Linked DNA regions of Mus musculus: region 2 is linked to region 1. Evidence: chromatin contacts called from ENCODE Hi-C or POLR2A ChIA-PET data. All regions are on one chromosome and are shown on one strand. Each heading gives the region's core, a stretch centred on a gene start or an enhancer-like site at or near the end of the contact. The rest is flanking DNA. Distances are from core to core; before and after follow the strand shown.

Region 1 (4,962 bases), core at 1,675-4,174:
CCGTTGGTTTTCAACTCTTATCTAACTCAGTCTCCTTGGCTTCTCTTTTCTCTAGACCTGGAACTGTTTTCTTCTTTCTTGTGACTACTTGTCCAGAGCTTTGAAATTTAACACTCAGTTAGGAATGCATATATATTCCTACATGTACCTACATAACAACAATTAATGGAGAGACTATGAATTTGAAAAATAGCAAGGGGTAGGTTTATAGGAGGGCTTGAAGAAAAGGAAGGGGGAAATTATGTAGTTATGATTATTTCACGACATAGAAGAAAAAATTTAAACTCCTTTAAAAATAATCCCCTCATGGCTTTGCCATGACTCACTATTTGGTCCCAACTATCAATGTCCCTATCTCTGGGCATACTAGCAAATCTTTTTATTACTTGCTGAAATTTCCCAGAAAGAAATGGAACTAACCGTCTTTTGCATCTAAGTCTGTTGGGTTATGAGTTAAGCAAATGACTGACTTCTGAACGGGCAGGGTCACAAAGGGCAGAGTATATCCCGAAGCTGTCCTTTGGGCTTCCCCTAGTAGGGTGTGGAAATGGCAGGAAATGAGAATAATTTGCTTACTATGCAAAGATGCATGTAAAATTAATACTATGCATAAATTCACTGGTCAAGCTTGAGAGCAAAGATGGGAGGAAAAAAAGAGAAAGAGCCCATGAACCCATGAATAGTAAGTAGCATTAGAGTTAAGAGAGCCAGGGCTGCTGCTGTAGCTTGCTGGTGAAACACTTGGCTAGATTGAGTTCCTAGTTCCAACCTCCATTATTGCCTCCACCTGCTCACCAGGAAGGAAGGAAGGAAGGAAGGAAGGAAGGAAGGAAGGAAGGAAGGAAGGAAAGAGTCAAGGGAAGCTGTTGTTAGCAGGACTGTTTTTTGCAGCGGTAGCCAGGAAGGCAATATGGCTACAGAAGTCAGCAGCAGTAGGCTACGTGTTATATCCAGGGGTTTCATGGAAGCCAGACAAGCAGGAAAACAGGTGGTGCATACGTAATATACCAAGAATCAGGCAGTACGTGTCTCCTCCCTGGGAAATATGTTAGAGACCTACAAAGCAGAGCAATTATAGCTAGTCAAGTTCTCCAAATTGAAGAGAAAACACTAATACCAGTGGGGAACTAAAGGACCAAAATGGGGTGGGGGTGGGGGTAAGAAGAGAGAGAGAGAGAGAGAGAGAGAGAGAATGAATGAGAATTCTAGGGACAACATCAACGTCAGCAGAAAGAGTCAGGAGCAGTAAACCAACAGTGGTACAGACATCTTGAGACTGCCCCGCCCACAACATGCTTCTCACCTGAGCACTATGGGAAAGTCAGTAGTGCAGGACACCCACGCCCAGTTAAGAGATGGGAAGAGAGCGCCAGAGAGAGCACTTGCAGATGACTCCAGTTGACCTGGATGCTGTATTTAGCAGGAATGCTGGGAGGAAAGTGAGGGATCTTGGTCTGTTGGATGACTTCCACTGGAATCTGAAACTATCTGTTCAGGGAGGAGGGCATAGGGAAACCCAGAGAGTCAAGCCCTCTCCTGAAGCATAGGCCTTCTAGGGCTGAGTCTCCCTTCTGTGCCAAGCAGTGGCACTAGGAGTCTCTTACACTGAGTTTTTAGATGTCTGAACTACTTCCATTGTCTCCGAGTTCAGCGTGAAAGTTATTTATATGGTTGTCCCTGACTTCCTAGATACCTTTAGCCAGAGTCAAGAGAAGAAGTTTGGCTAATTATCTGCCTGTGCTTGTATGTAAGCTAGGGATAAGATTTTGGCCAGTCTTTACACATAACATCAGACACGTGACTCTAAATGAGTCCTACATTCAGTCAAAAATCCGGACAATTCTGGTTATGGTGTTGACATCTGCTCTTGAGACTGTTCTTCCACATCTGTAAAGAGAACCTTCCTTAAAGAATGAATAGAGGGAGCCGGCCATGATGGCATAGGCCTTCGATCCCAGCAACAAAGGTAGAGGCAGAGGGATCTCTACCAGTTTGAGGCCACCCTGGTCTAGATATCCCAGCACTCGGGAGGCAGAGGCAGGCGGATTTCTGAGTTCAAGGCCAGCCTGGTCTACAAAGTGAGTTCCAGGACAGCAACAGCTATACAGAGAAACCCTGTCTCAAAAAACCATTTAAAAAAAAAAAAAAAAAGACTCACTTCAGCACACTGTTTGAGGGATAGCCTCCCCCCCAGTGAGGGTGCCCTCGCCATGGATGGCTGTGAGAGCAGGTTGTAGTAATGAAGACTGGAGCTTGAGACAGTGTCTCATGGTATTCAGCTAGCTTTCTCTTTCTTAGTCATCAGTTGAAACACCCTCCCCAATACACCCACAGGCATGTTTCTAGGTGATTGTAAATCCAGTAAAGATGACAGTGATCCTCACCACTGATGGTAAGTATGGTGGGGAAATGGGGTCAGATCCTACCTTATGTTGGCCAGGGATGGATGATCCCAGAGGCAGAGGAGTGGAATGTTCTCTGGAGCCTGGGAAGTCTTCATTCACTCGTCCATATGGCAAACAATTCACGTAGTATGCCCACTTGCCTGGTGTGTACTTGACAATGAAGCTTGTGCTGACGTTATCTCCTCCCTTGGGAAGTTTACGGTCCAAGAGTTTTGTGACAAAGCAACAGCATTCAGAGTTGAGTATTATGGCGGGAGAAATACTGAGGAGTGGGGGCGGGGCCAGGCAGAGTATTCAAGAGTGGCTGGAAAAATTTCAAGGGCTGGAATTTATCACACAAGCCAAATAAATGCCTGAGGGCCTCTGTGTCCCGTGACCCTATTATAGAATTTATAGCTCAAGGACATCTTTGAGATCCCATGGCCGCCATCCTTACATCAGTTTGGGACCAGCTGACACCTGGTCCTCTCCTATTTTTATCCCAGAGGGCAGTGAGGTTCAAACCCACATAATACAGTTGGCAGATTTCATTCCCCAGAGACTAAATGTGGAGAGGTTCAGTGACTTGCCCAAGGGCATTTATTGAGTCAACAGTTGAAATGGGAACAGTTACCAGATGCTGGGGCCAGGTGACTCCCCCTTCCCTCAGTGTCTGCTAAGGGGAATCATCTTGTGAAGTATCAAATGGCTCTAGTCTTCTGATGAGTGTGCAAATCAAAGAGCAAATGAGAAGGGTAGGTGTCAATTTCCCTTGACGTAACCCCTTCCGACTATGCAGCAACCAACATGAGAAGAATGTGACCTAGGTTGTACTAAAACCATTTTTTTGTTTGTTTGGTTTTTGTTTTGTTTTGTTTTTCTAAATTTCTCTCAGACAACTAGTAAACAGGAGGGCTGGCTGAGTGTCAACCTAACGGAGAACAGAGGAAAAGTCAAGTGTGCACTAGCTTAGGGTTCTAGATAGTTGAAATGACTGCCAGCAACTCATGCCTTTTATATTTGAGTGTCCTGTGTCATTAGTCGTGGAGGGGTGTGGGAGACACTTGTTTTCACTGGGTTATTACTGTTAGTGACATGCAGGACGGGCTGGGGATGGAACCCTGGCTTATTATTACTGTTAGTGAAGTGCAGGATGGGCTGGGAATGGAACCCAGGGTCTCAATCCTGTTAGAGGCAAGGACTTGTGGTAACAGAGCCACAGCCCCATTCTGAGAGGTATGGCTTAAGCACAGAGCATTAATATAGTCCACTTGGGACTTTGGTAAGCTGCACATATTGGATGAGTCCTGGCTGCCTGCATTCCTGCTGATATAACAAAAGGTGAAAGTTCCTATTCAAAAGATGTTCTGTGATTCACTTCACCGGGTGGCAAAGACAACATGGCCTGTATGTTGTGAGTCTACCTAGTCCTTGCTATAGTTTGGATTTGGTGTACCTCCATGCGTTGAAGGCATGGTCCCCAGTCAATGCTATTGTGGGGAGAGGTGGGATCTAGTAGAGAAGTCCTAGATCACTGGATGTGTGCCCCAGAAGAGGCACACATCTTCTTGTGGTACCCACTCTTTTCTCTTTTGCTTCTTCTGGCCATGGTATGAGGAGTTTGCTCAAACATGCTTAAAGATAGACTTTGCCTCCGGCAACCTCACCAAAGGCTTGCCAGAAATTGGTCTTCTTGGTTATGGAGTAGAACCTTTAAAACCATGAGCTGGACAACCTTTCCTCTTTGTAAGTTGATTATCTCATGCATTTTGTTGTAGTGACAGAAAGGCGATTTAAATACCCCTCTCACCAACATCCTTAGGAGTGACAAAGGAATAGGCTGTTAAATTTCACATTGAGGATCCCTGAAAAGAATGACATTGCCTGCAGAATTGCACATCTCTCTTCTTTCAGGTGGTATTTCTAAAAAAGACTGAGGCTTCCTTGGCCCTAGAGAGTGATAATGTGGTTTTTCATTCCAGGCAGCATGGACAGTGTCGTCTGCTTCCCTGTCCTCTTCCCCATGGCCAGGCACAACCTGGACTAGGTCTCTCCAGTTATTCTTTAATAAAACAAAGCCTAGATGGTTTGTGATGGTTTCCTTTGTCACTTTGACTAGGGAGCAGAATATTCAGATAGACAGAGAAAAATCCTATTTCTGCATTTGCTACAGATGTTTCTGGAAGACCTTAACACTTACATTTGCAGACTGAATGAAGAAGAGGGGTGTCTGTAGCGTAGTTGGACATGATCTAATAATCCCTTGAAGGAACAAACAGCACAGAAGAGGTGGAGAAAGGGTGAGCTTTACCACCTGTTTGAGCTGGGGAGCCCCCCTCTCCCTGTCTTTGCACATCAGTCCTGACATGAGAGCCCTCAGGCTTACACTGGGGTTCACACCCCCTGGTCTTCCTTGTTCTTTATCGTGCAGATGGCAGACTGAAGGGCTGCTTGGCCTCCACATTGATGACGCAGTCTCTAATAAAGTTCCACGTGTGCTATGTTAGTCTGCCTCTCTGGAGAGCACAGGCTAACACAGCTCCCTTAATATCTTTCAGCTTCAAAGAGAAAGGGACCT
Region 2 (4,645 bases), core at 1,620-4,119, 80 kb before region 1:
AAAGGACGGCTATTTAAACCTTTAGGGAGTGAGTAGGGGCTATGGGGTGAGTGTACATCATTGGTCGGGGCCAGGGTGCTGGGGATACCTCATTTGCATAATGAGGAATTCCTAATAAGGAACAAGGATGTTTAGCCTGGAACCTGGCTACCTCAAGGGTGGAAGAGGTGGGGAACCGACATGCAGAACCAGGGCAGGGAGGGAGGAGTCCTACTTCTGCTGACTCAGCATGAAATTCCTGGGGTTTGGACATGCCTCTACCCCACTCTTGCTCCCCGAGTCTCCATGACTCCTCTACGCCACACACACTTGTATGTCCCTACTTTCAGCCCTGAGCCAAACAAACCACTATCCTTTATAAGTAAATCGCTTTCACTTGAAAAAAAATATGGTAACAGAAAAGGAATGTACACACACACACACACACACACACACACACACACACACACACACACACATATCCAGAATCAACCAAATTCTCAGATTTCTTTGAAAAAAAATTCTTAATCTGTTTCCGTGGAAAAACAACCCCGGATAAGACAACATAGCCACATCGATGCTTTGAGAAACAGGACGGGCAAAAGTAGTGAGAAAAAAAAAAAAAAATACTGCCGATGAGCTCTGAAAAGAGCACCCACAGGAACAAACTTCCTGGTAGAGTCACACCTAGGGCCTTGTTATCTTCACTGTGGGCTAAAGAAAATCTCTATGTGAGCTCAACAAGCAAATTTGACACAGAATTGGAGAAGGATTATTCAAATTCCCCAGGATAAGGATTTTAGGGGTGCTTGGGTTCGAGGGTTCTACATTTCCTAATTTGGATCTTGGAATCTTATTGTTTAAGAAATGCCACCATTTGGATAAGGACTATCCCTCTCGCGTATCGAAGGCTTAACTCCTGGATGGTGACATTATAGAGTAGCCACTGCCTCACGAGGGGGTTAAAGCTATGAAGAAGCGGCTCAGTACAGGGTGGGCTCTTAGGAGGATGTAGTAGTTACTTTTCTGTTGCTGGGATAAAACCCTATGACCAAGGCGACTTATATAGAAGGAATTTATTTTGGCTCGTGGTTCCAGAGGGTCCACCGCGGTGGGGAAGAATGGCAGTGAGCAGCAGGCATGGCGGCAAGAGCTGGAAGCTGAGAGACCTCATCTACAGCAAGAATGAAACAGAACTTGAAGTGGGGCAAGTCTGTGAACACTCAAAGCCAACCTCCAGAGACCCGAGGCTTTGCCTCTGAAGCCACCTCAAACAGCGCCACCAGCTGGCGACGGAGCGTTACTGCCTGAGCCCTTTGGAGGAAGTGACCACTGGGAGGATGCTTTTTTTGAAGGGCACTTCTCTGTCACCCCGCTGGGGCCCAGATACTTGCAGAGAGCTATTCTGTTCCACCATGTGCTCCCACACTTTCTGTCACATGGCTTGTCTTACTAAAGCCCAGAATCCACCCAGCATCAGCCAAAATAAATATTTCCTCCTTTAAGTTTTCCCAGGGTTTTTTTTTTTTTTTTTTTTTTTTTTTTTTTTTTTTTGCTTTGTTTTATTTAATTTTTTTGTCACAGTGACAGGAAGCTAATTAACACAGGGTGTATACCATGATATGGTTGTTCTTTTGCAGTTCTGGCCATGAACCAACATGGTAGGTAAGTCTTAACACTGAGCTACATCCCCTAGCCAAGAACTATTTTAGAACCAAATAAAGCTGCAGGTGGTGTTTCTATTTAAATCGACAGCTAAGTACCCGTTTTCAGGCCTCCTCTGCTCACCTTGGTTGATCCCAGGAGGCCTTCTGACTTATCTCCGCGTTAGCCCATTTCACAGTGGATCCAGTGAACCGTGCTTCCTGCTCCTCTTGGTCAGCTCTAGTTCCTTCTTACGTTTTGGTATAAAGTTCTGAGTATTAAATATTCTGTCTTTGGGAGGGCTCGGGTGGGAGGCAGGGAAGCCTTTGAGTAGTGGGGCCTTCGATGAGGCTTTGGGCCCCTGGAAGTGCACCATTTAAGAGGATAAGTGAGCACTTAAGCCTGTCTTCCTTTCTTTTTGTCCCCTCACTGTGAATTGAACGGCTTCAGCATCTCCTCCTTCAGTGATCCTTCAGCCTTCCCACCTGAACATGGCTGAAATTTGTGAATCCACGAGCCAGCGAAACCTTTCCTCTTTATAAACTGATCACCTCTGGGGCTTGCTATAGTGGTTGAATGTTGAGTAACACAGCCCTCCTCTGGAGACTGATCCTGGGACTTCTTTCACCGGTAAAATACAGCGAAGTTCTTGAGAGTCTCAACACAGGCAAAAGATTCCCTGCTTTAGGGGTAGCTGGGCACACTCTAAAAAGATAAGCCACCATGACCATGAGAAGAGCAAGAGAAACTATAAGGACTGAGAGATCCCTGGCCCACTGCTTCCTGATATGTCCGTACTGTATATAAAGACACCATCTTGAGTGGCCCAGTCAGCTGCGGGAAATATTTAAAAGATGAACCCACAATGCTCTGCAGGGCCGGATCACGCTCCCGCGCTCCTGCCGGCTCGCCAACTCTGGCCAAGCAGGACCACACAGCTCCCTCCGGGCCATCTCTCCAGCGTCCCCAGTTCCTCTCACTACCACGCAATGCCCTACGCATCCCATGGTTGGTCATCTCAACACCTAATTATCCGGTAGAATCAAGACTCTCAAAGCTTAACCAAGCAGATTTATGTATCAATAGAATTACAATTTACAAGATGCCAATACAATAATTTCAGAGCCAATTGATAATGATAAAAGTCTTATTCCAATATTTCTAACCTTATGAAATCAAGGCTACTTGTGGCTGGAAAATAAAACTCGGGTATACGTCAGCAGCCATTTTGCTTCTCCTCCCCTCTGACAAACTCTGAGACTCTTAGCCCCGCCTCCCGTTCTCTGTCCAATCACAGGTCTCCCACTGCCCTAATGTGATTGGACAGGGAAAATCCTGAAACAAGCAAAGATTGGTCACACCTGCCAACCCATATTTTATGTGTTTAATCTTTTGACATTACAACACGGCATTTTCATCTACAAAGTTCATGCTAAAAAAAATCCTGCAATCGTGTTATGAACACATGCACACACACACATATGCCACATATACACACACATGCACACACGTGCGCGCACTCACACCACACATACACACGCACGCACGCACACACACAACACATACACACATGCACGCACACACACACACACACACCACACTCACACAGACACACACACTTTCAGCAAGTTTACAAGTTTCAATCAGACCACTTTCATCACACATACACACACACATACACCACATATACACACACATGCACACATGCATGTACACATTACACACCACACTCTCACATACATGCACACCAAACTTTCAGCAAGTTTACAAATTTTGATCAGACCACTCTCATAACTATGTTTGGCCCAGAGGCCGTGTCTGGACACACTTGTTTCTCAAATTATAGAATTATGAGTAAGTAAGTGATTATGGCCAAGGAAAACCAACACATCTTTCTCTACCAAGTCATTTCAGTTGCTTCCTTCCAGACTTAGGTCAAACCACCTTCTCGGACAACTTACCCAACAAACACCGTGAAAAATCACATTACCTTAGAATTTGATATGAAGTTTGGATTACACAAAGCCAGGCCTGTTCTTGTTCAGTTTTGTACGGTAAACTGGTTAATACTGACCACTGTAAAGTAAGCTCAGGGTTGGAGAGTAGTGTGCCCATTTTTTCAGATGAAAACACTGGGGCACAGTGACTAAGCAAAGGCAGCTGTGTAAAAGTACACTTCTGAAAGCTCTCCCTCTATTCCCTGACAGAACTGTGCTCTAAGCACTAAGTGGTTTTGGTTTTTTTTTTTTTTTTAAATGCAGATGTGGCAAAGAACATTGTACATGTATTTTAGGCAAGAAGGAAGGGGAACGATATTAAACTCAGACACAGTAACTACTGTATATGGTTAACAGGCACAGGACCAGTAAGGTCTTGTGGACATGGGCATGGTGATCAGGCTGAGTTTGTGACAGTGGACTTGTGGCGAGTTTGATTGAAGAATGGGTCTCCTCCCAGTGAGATGCTTCTGGGCTATTTGATTGATTTTTATCCCTTTTAATAATAATAATAATAATAATAATAATAATAATAATAATAATAATAATAATATCTGTCTAGGATCTCTTCCAACAAATCACATGTAGATGGCCAAAAGAGGCTGTCATAGAATAAAACATTTCAAAATATGTTTACTGGCTACTCAGAAAAACATGGGTTTCCTGGTAAATTTCATATTAGGAGAGCAATGAAAGACCTTTCCAGGAAGCATGAAGTTCTCAGGGGTAATTTAGTTATAAACATATTTCCTTAATGGGATACAATTTGATTTTCTCATTACCTTTCGACAAGAACAGTAAGACACTGGTGGTTTAGTCAGTGAGTCGTGAAGCTTTCTCAGATGTTCAGTCTTGTGGGGAACACAGCAGCTGCCACCATCCACCTTCATTTTGCTGATGGGACCCAGAGGGCATAGAGACTGTCTGAGATCACGTCAGCAGCAGGAAGCTGGCTTGGTCTCCAGGTGCCTCGATCAGGCTTATGTGTTTGCATACATTGATACTTTTTGTGGCTCATGTAGATG

What was found. Hi-C counts contacts between places; a loop is a spot of excess contacts on that map. ChIA-PET counts read pairs that join two places held with the same protein, here RNA polymerase II (POLR2A).
Region 2: a loop to region 1 is called in a map of v-Abl transformed pro-B cells, with 4 times the contacts of the local background. The contact joins the promoter of 4933404K13Rik here to the promoter of 1700027J07Rik in region 1. A Hi-C loop is called at or near these places in 4 of 37 maps with a recorded cell type or tissue (CH12.LX, mature B cell and v-Abl transformed pro-B cells). POLR2A ChIA-PET finds 5 or more read pairs at or near these places in 1 of 5 experiments (embryonic stem cell).

What each region holds. Positions count from the first base shown.
Region 1 is chr10:43,744,120-43,749,081 of GRCm38, reverse strand. It overlaps 1700027J07Rik (RIKEN cDNA 1700027J07 gene), which reads right to left and starts at 2,924. Exons shown (of 4, transcript NR_040581.2): 1 at 2,427-2,924. RefSeq lists an enhancer at 2,404-2,944.
Region 2 is chr10:43,824,131-43,828,775 of GRCm38, reverse strand. It overlaps 4933404K13Rik (RIKEN cDNA 4933404K13 gene), which reads right to left and starts at 2,869. Exons shown (of 3, transcript NR_131055.1): 1 at 2,790-2,869.